Regions from separate parts of the Homo sapiens genome. Here region 1 is linked to region 2. Evidence: read pairs that join two places in POLR2A ChIA-PET (ENCODE). Cell type or tissue: PC-9. All regions are shown on one strand.

Region 1 (4,000 bases), 630 kb before region 2:
TTTTTTAAGTAGTATTGAGTACTTTTTAAGATTTTATACTAAAAAAGTTTTTTACATTTTCGCTAAGCATTGAATTAGCAGAATTCAAAGAATTTTGTATTGTATTTTGCTAAGCATTGAATATGGCAGAATTCAAAGCAGAGAACTTTATAGCTGAGGCAGAAAGTACTGGGAATGTTCAGGGAACAGAGACATGTGAACTGATAAGGAATAATAGGGAGAAGCAACTTCCTTCCTTGTTGTCAACCAAACAGACACAGATACTGTACATAAAATAGTGCAAAGGAAGCATAGAATTCTTTCCAGGCTAACCTGATTCCATTTCCACTAGCATTCCCATCAACCTTTGCCTTTCTCTTTTCTAAAGGAACTGACGATGCTGGAGAGGAGGGATACGAGAGCCTCAGGCCTTTTTGTAAAACAACATTTTAGCTTCCAAATTAGGTCATGTCTATCCTGGGCCACACTGATTCAGGCTGCTTGTCCTCACATTAATGGTAATGTGATTGTTCCTATGTCAGGGCTGGCAGGGCTAAAAGCATGTCAGGTATGTTATCCACATATCTTCCACTTTGCTTTTTAGCACCTTCATCACCTCTAGGAAGATAACTTTCCCAGATACTAAAGTCAAGAAGCCACTCGAGCGCACTTCCTTAATTCACTTCCAAAAACGAAACGTTTTTTACTCTAGGCCCAGGACACACTCACAGCACAGAGAGCATGCAATGGGCCACGTGGTGCATGTAAGGGAGAAGGACCTTTCAATGGGAGGAACGAGGAGAAGGATGAGACTTCTTTTTTGCTTATGTTCTCTCTTCCATGTGGCTGGAAAAGTAGGAATGGCCTGGGGGATAAAAGTAAGGCTAGGGTATAGATGCTAATGTGAAAAGGGACGGCCTGGAGTTGCGCAAGTCACAACCTACACAGCTATATGTGGTGGCCCAGCTGGCCCCCACCTTATCACAGTAAGGAATACCAGATGAGGATTTAAGGTCATAGCAATATTAAAGAATGTTCATTTTGGCTGGGAGCGGTGGCTCCCACCTGTAGTCCCAACACTTGGGGAGGCCGAGGCAGGCAGATCACTTGAGGTCAGGAGTTCGAGACCAGCCTGGCGAACATGGTGAAAACCCCCTCTCTACTAAAAATAAAAAAAATTAGCCAGGCGCGGTGACAGACACCTGTAGTCCCAGCTACTCGGGAGGCTGAGGCAGAAGAATAGCTTGAACCTGGGAGGCAGAGGTTGCAGTGAGCCTAGACCACGCCATTGCACTCCAGCCTGGGCAACAGAGCAAGACTCCGTCTCAAAAAAAAAAAAAAAAAAGAAGAAGAAGAATGCTCATTTAATTTCTTGCCATGCTAGCTACCCCTCAGAAAAGTGTCAGTTTCCTCAGGCTAACCAACTAACATTGCCAGGCGTGGTGGCTCATGCTTATAATCCCAGAACTTTGAGAGGCCGAGTCAGGTGGATCATCTGAGGTCAGGAGTTCGAGACCAGCCTGACCAACAAGGCGAAACCCCGTCTCTACTAAAAATACAAAAAATTAGCTGGGTGTGGTGGCAGGCTCCTGTAGTCCCAGCTACTCAGGAGGCTGAGACAGGAGAATTGCTTGAACCCAGGAGACGGAGGTTGCAGTGAGCCAAGATCGAGTCATTACACTCCAGCCTGGGTGACATAGTAAGATTCCATCTCAAAAAAAAAAAAAAAGAAAGAAAGAAACTAACACTGAAGCAAATAGAAGCTTTTTGGCCATTTCCAGTGTGAGATTCCCACAGCATGACTCACCCTGCCACGGAGCTCTGGAGGGGAGCACTGGTAAAGCAGCTAAAGCCTTGACTGCTGCAGTCAGCATGGCCTCCAGGAACAACAGTGCTCTGCTGAGCAGGCTCCATGGGCCCTGCCCACTGACATCCACTTGTCAAAGTGGTGGGGTTAGGCAGCATGTTTTCCACCAGCCTCTTATGGATGTGGGACCGGATGGAGCCTCTGACCTAGGCAGGTATGAGCTGACTGTGACTTCTAGCCTGAACATGGCCAGACAGCTTCTTTCTGCCAGCAGCTTGAATGGAAAAGTAACAAGAAAAGGGGTCACTTAGCAGGAGAAAGAACAGAAAACAAAAGGATGCAGACACTGATGTCCAAGTGTTACAGGATCTCTGGGGTGTCAATTTTTCTGGTGGGAAACCTCTGCGGCCGAAGCACCTTTGCCCGAGTTCTCACCCTGCATCTAGGAAGAATGAGGTACACAGACAAGCGCAGGGTGGAGAAGAAGAGTTTTATTTAGTGTTAGAACAGCTCAGAGGAGTGGGTGGCTCAGGGCAGCGGAGGGGGTCCTTCCTGGGGCTGCTGAGGGTGCAGGCTGCAGAGACACCTGGCTCCCGCATCTAGGAGGGTGGCTGCAGCCACACCCTCACCCAGAAAGGCAGATCCTGCCTGCTGCCAGCCCTCCCCCAAGAGCACAGGGAGGCTCAGATGAATCCACAGCTACAGTTTGGGTTCCTGTAGCCCCACCCAGGAGAGTGGGGTTCCTGCCTGCTCTGTAGAGCAGGAGGCCTGGGTCTGCAGCTGCATTGGGCGGCTATAGCAGCACCCGGGGAGCTCCTGTCCCAACTCAGAAGGGGTGGGGCTCTCACCAGCTCCATGGAGTGTGCTGCCATCACAACTAGGTTTGTGTCCAGGATGGCCAAGCCAAGGAAAAGAAGGAGCAGAAACTATGAATATGCAGAAGAAACTCCCCTTGGGGAGAGGAGAGGATATAAGAAGAGAAGCAGGGGACCTAGCGTGTCCTAAGAGACCACAGGGAAAATGACAAAGGAAGAGAAGTGCTCTCTTTGTTGCAGGACTGGAGAGGCAGAGGTGGAGTGTCATTCAAAAAGCCATGTTAAATATCCTAACACAAACTTCTACTGGAAAATTTTAAAGTAATACAAAGTGCCAAATGTGAAGTTTCATGAATCTTGGCTGGCAGCAAACCACTGAGGATGATATGACCCTGGAAATCTATGTCAGAATCTCAGCTGGGTGAGGATGGAGCATGTGTGAAGTTGAAGTGCAGTTTTATCTAAGAGGGCAAAGGTTTAAAAAGATTGAGAAACTGGCCAGGCACGGTGGCTCACGCCTGTAATCTCAACACTTTGGGAGGCTGAGGCAGGTGGATCACCTGAGGTCAGGAGTTCAAGACCAGCCTGGCCAACATGGTGAAACTCCATCGCTACTAAAAATACAAAAAATTAGCCAGACGTGGTGGCACGTGCCTGTAATCCCAGCTACTTGGGAGGCTGAGGCAGGAATCACTTGAACCAGGAAGCGGAGGTTGCAGTGAGCTGAGATTGCGCCATTGCACTCCAGCCTGGGCAACAAGAGCGAAACTCCATCTCAAAAAAAAAAAAAAAAAAAAAAAAAAAAGATTGAGAAACTCTTCCCTTATACTTTCCTCACTTTTTCAATTCTCTGAATTCTCACTCTAATTTCCCTCTTGAAGATGCCCTTCTTTGATACCTGGGGAGCAGAGTAGAGCCTCTATAAGAGCTCTTTCTTCTATTTTAATGACATTGGTTTGCCTAAGAATGAAATATTAGTCCAAAAGTGAATGTGGACATTAATAATAGAGGCCAGTTATACCAAGCCAAGAAAAGCACTTAAAAAAAAAAACCAGCATTCAGAGGGAACAAATAATTTTAGCTGTCAAATCCAAAAATTGTGTATCTAACCCACTGAACTGTGGAATTTATTTTCTTACATAGCAAAAGATTCCTCAACTTAGTCAACAATCAGGCTACAAATTTCCGCATATCCATCTTTTTTTTTAAAGCAAAAAGTGTACATCAGTGTATTTAAAAAAATTTTTTTTATCTTCTGTAAATGTTATATTCTTAAATGTAAATTCTTAATGTAATGCACATCTTCAGGCCTATTAGAGAGAACACAAGGAACAAATTGCTCAGTGAAAAGCACATGAACTTCCATATTAGAAAGGAGTCCCAACTCTGACATCCCCCT
Region 2 (4,000 bases):
CTTCCTGCTTCCAAACAGAAAATTAAATGAGTGTGCATAGGGTAAGTACCGACTAAAATTATAAACTTATATTAAGATTATTGGCCCTAGAATTTATATGTCTTTAAGGCAACCTCTGAGGAATGAAACCCAATCTAATTTGTTCAGGTTCCTGAGATCTAGCTTATAGCCACCTTAACCCCGGCCATATCAACTTATGGTTGCTTTTGGCAAAATCAGGCTGCTGCTCCTTAAGAGACGACAACAAGCCTCCTCTTAATCAGTGCCTGGAATTCTTCTCCCTCTTAAGAACCTTCCAAGCATCACTCTGAGCAAAAGAGGAACAGCATGCTTCTGAATCAGAGACACTGCTGTCCTAAAGCAGGGGTAAATAAATTTAATTGCTCTCAGATGGATAAATATTTTATGTTTCTGCTGGGGACCAGGCAATACATTTATTTCTCTTATGTGTTTTGTAGTCCGTCAGTTTTGAGCTTAAACACAGTGATGACGTGCCACTGCCATTTTTCAAAAGCAAGGTTATACTTATCAAAACTTGTATAGCTCTGTAATTCTGTCTGAATGTCAGATGGTCATCAGCTATGGAGGGCGGAGTTTACTGTCTATTTTGGAAAGTCATCTCTCCTGAAACTGGCAGCAGTTACTCTTGCAAAATATGGGGCAGTGTTCTCTGCACAGCTGAAATCAGCATCTAATCCTAAGGGGATTCAAAATTAGAAATTTCTCATCTATTCTTTTCCTCTTCACGTCAGAGCTTGTGCTTCCATCGCAATTGAAGGAAAAAAAAAGGAAAGAGAAATGTAATTGAATCCTTTACGTAATCCTCTTGCAAGGGAGCTGGGTATCCTGTAGGTGGGTGAAGGCCATTTGAGAAATGATGAAAGCCCCTCAAATCTTTTAATAGTTGCCCATCTGTTCACAGTTATCTATGTTCCCTGTTACTCAACTTGCCAAATGTTACCACCATAGACCTAGCCTGCGATAGAAAAAAAAAATGTTTGCTTTGTTAGCAAGCCTCTATTCCCAACAGAATGGCACCAGCCACCTCCAGCAGCTCACAGATGAAGCTGTCTTGAGAAGGCCTGTTACATTTCACACTTAGGACTGCCGTCTCTGACTGTGGCTTAATCAGACTCCCTGACAAGACCCAAACTCGCACTATCTCATAGTGCTCCGTATGTTGAAAGACAACAGGAGTCAGCCCACAAACTGCAGGGCTGGACAGATTGGTGTGGAATGCAGTCGAAAAGCGACTCAGATGTCACTCCATGTAAAATCACCACAAGCAAGACTGAAATCCTGCCACAGCCCCTAAGGCGGTCAAAATACAGCTCATGCAAGGAAGTTGGAGAGATGTCTCTGGGTTTAAAACTTTCAGAACAGTTTCTAAGATAAACTGAAGAATAAATAAAAGAAAGACTATACCAGGAGACATGTTAGCATTCCCAAGGAGACTGATGGGGCCCAAGATGATCGGATGATCATGCCGCCTTCTCTCCAAACTCTCTCTGTCTCTCTCCCTGTCTGTCTCCCGATATACCCTCAGCCACTAGCCTGGCTCTCAAGAATGAGGAAAGAGCAGAGCTGCAGATTCTCCAAATTCTTCCCAGGCAGTCCCATCCGCCTTAGCATTCCAAAGTGGATTTAGCCAAGTTTTGACAAGGAGGTGGCAGCCAGGAATTAAGAATTAGGTTGAGGAAACTCATAGGGTAGTCAAAGCAAATACAGACAGCAAGGTCAGGGTAAGGAATGAGTCAGAGCCAGGGGGATAGACCAAGGAATTTGCTTCAGGAGGCCAGCAGAATAGGGGGATACAGCAAGATGGCAGGAAAGAAGATATTCTAAGAACCCAGTGAAGAACAAAGAGAAGCCAGATTCACAGCTGGAGAATGAAGAGACTGGGTTAGATGACACAGCTCAAACTTGTCCCCCCAGATCTTCTCTAGTCATCCTATTTAAGTAGAAGCCGATGGCAAGGAAAGGTCAAAGGATATACACAAACACCTGACCAGAGTGTGAGTGTGTGTGGGGAAAAAAGAGGAAGGAACATAACATCGCACAACTTTCTCCTTTTCACAATTTGTTTTAGGAGCCGGGGCCAGTGGCTCATGCCTGTAATCCTAGCACTTTGGGAGGCAGAGGCGGGTGGATCGCTGGATCCCAAGAGTTCTAGACCAGCCTGGGCAACACAGCGAAACCCATCTCTACATAAAATGGAAAAATTAGCTGGGTGTGGTGGCACACGCCTACAATCCCAGCTATTTGGAGGACTGAGGCAGGAGGATCTCTTGAGCCTGGGAGGTCGAGGCTGCAGTGAGCCGTGTTCACCCCACTGCACTCCAGCCTGAGTGAAAAAATGAGACCCTGTCTCAGAAAAAAAAAAAAAAAAATCAGTTTTAAAAAACTGTACTTGAGATTAATGTTAATTCCTTGTTTTGAATTAATTTTTTTGTATTCTCTTTTGAGTTTCATTATAATGAGAAGTGCACCCATCCTCCTTTTGGGTCATTTTTTTTTTTCTTATCTGAATTTTCCCCTCACTTTTCAAGGTTGTTTGTTTTTTGTTTTGAGACAGAGTCTCACTGTTTCTCAGGCTGGAGTGCAGTGGCACAATCACAGCTCACTGCAGCCTCCACCTCCTGGTCTCAAGGGAGCCTCCCACCAAAGATCCTCCCTAGTAACTAGGATTACAGTGCATGCCACTACATCTGGTTAATTTTTTAAATTCATTTTTTGCAGGGACAGTGTCTCTGTATGTTGTCCAAGCTGGTCTTGAACTCTTGGGCTCAAGCAATTCTCCCATTTCAGTTTCCCAAAATAAAGGGATTATAGGCATGAGCCATGGCATCCAGGCTAATTTTTATTTTTATCAAAGCTAGACATGCACATAATTTAAAGAATCAATAGTTCTACCCTCTTCCATTCTGTGTCATAAGTGCTAACCATTTTCAATAATTTTAACTGTTTCTTTGATAATCACACCCTCCCTTCCCCCTTATGTCTAAATAACATGACTCTATCTCTGTGTATTATTTGGTTTTCTTCAGTTTGGGGCATTATCTACTGAGTTGCCACCAAAAATACACGGGTTTACTTTTTGCTTGCCCAGTCCTCACTACCACCTGCATGCGTATTGCCTTTTGTCTTGTCCTCCCAATAGTGTTATATCACAGTTTTTCTGTGATCGATATCCAGTGTTAACACAGTTATGACTATTTGCATCTGAGCCAGGAGGTATACTATACACAGGGTTGCCATTAAGTATAAAGGTAGAGAAAGTCTGGAACATGGTCATAATGAACGTTCGCTGCAGCTATTAAGTCATCCCATCTCATTTTGCTGTCAGTGGGAATAGTTATATTTGAAATGTCAAGCAGTCATCTAGAAGATCTGGTCAATGGAAATGACTAACAGAAAACTTCAGGTCAGTATAGCCTTATTTTTGTCCCCAACATTTCATTTTCCTCTGCCCATGTACTTATTCCTCCAACATGTTTAAAAGAGTTTTCTCAAGTCTACGTGTATGTGCGGTTACCATAAAATGAAAATTGTGGTATGTAATTCGTTATTTTTCCCTCTGAACATATTTACACATATTTTCCCTCTGAACATTTTTACAATGACTCTTTTGCTTCTAAACAGCAAAGGATGAAGGCCCAATCTCTTTGGGGTCATTTTTGGAAACTAGCAGCACTCCTTCATCCCTCATATTTTCTTCACCCAACCCATCTTGTGCTCATTGGTGAAGGGTCTGTTAAGCCCTTAACTAGCTCACTCTAACCAGTTATAAAAGCAGCTTTCACAGATGCTCTGAATGTTGACACTCCATGGCGCAATGTCAATGGTGATAAGCCTAGAATAACAACCTATGTGCCTGGATTACCTATTTTGCATCTGTGAGACATACGGCCCAATTAAAAACCTGCCTTGTGCTTTCTTTCCTGTCAGCACCTGTACACCTCGCCTCCCAAGGAGACCGGCTGCAAGCTTTTCAGGGGCT

Evidence for each region. Peaks named below come from ENCODE experiments on the same cell type or tissue, not always from the same donor. Only the 100,000 strongest peaks of a DNase experiment are listed, where the experiment ranks them.
Region 1: POLR2A ChIA-PET joins it to region 2 with 22 read pairs; 1 of 35 experiments calls an interaction of 5 or more read pairs at or near these places.

What each region holds. Positions count from the first base shown.
Region 1 is chr6:18,041,213-18,045,212 of GRCh38, reverse strand. No RefSeq gene overlaps it. Among named protein-coding and RNA genes, the nearest start is that of KIF13A, 56 kb to the right of the region's middle. In PC-9, no CTCF peak of the experiment used is centred here; a DNase peak (open chromatin) is centred at 1,792; H3K27ac peaks cover 345 bases.
Region 2 is chr6:17,415,665-17,419,664 of GRCh38, reverse strand. The region is part of intron 1 of CAP2 (cyclase associated actin cytoskeleton regulatory protein 2); the gene reads right to left. Among named protein-coding and RNA genes, the nearest start is that of CAP2, 24 kb to the right of the region's middle. RefSeq lists a silencer at 1,553-1,847. In PC-9, no CTCF peak of the experiment used is centred here; DNase peaks (open chromatin) are centred at 1,304 and 1,684; H3K27ac peaks cover 2,819 bases.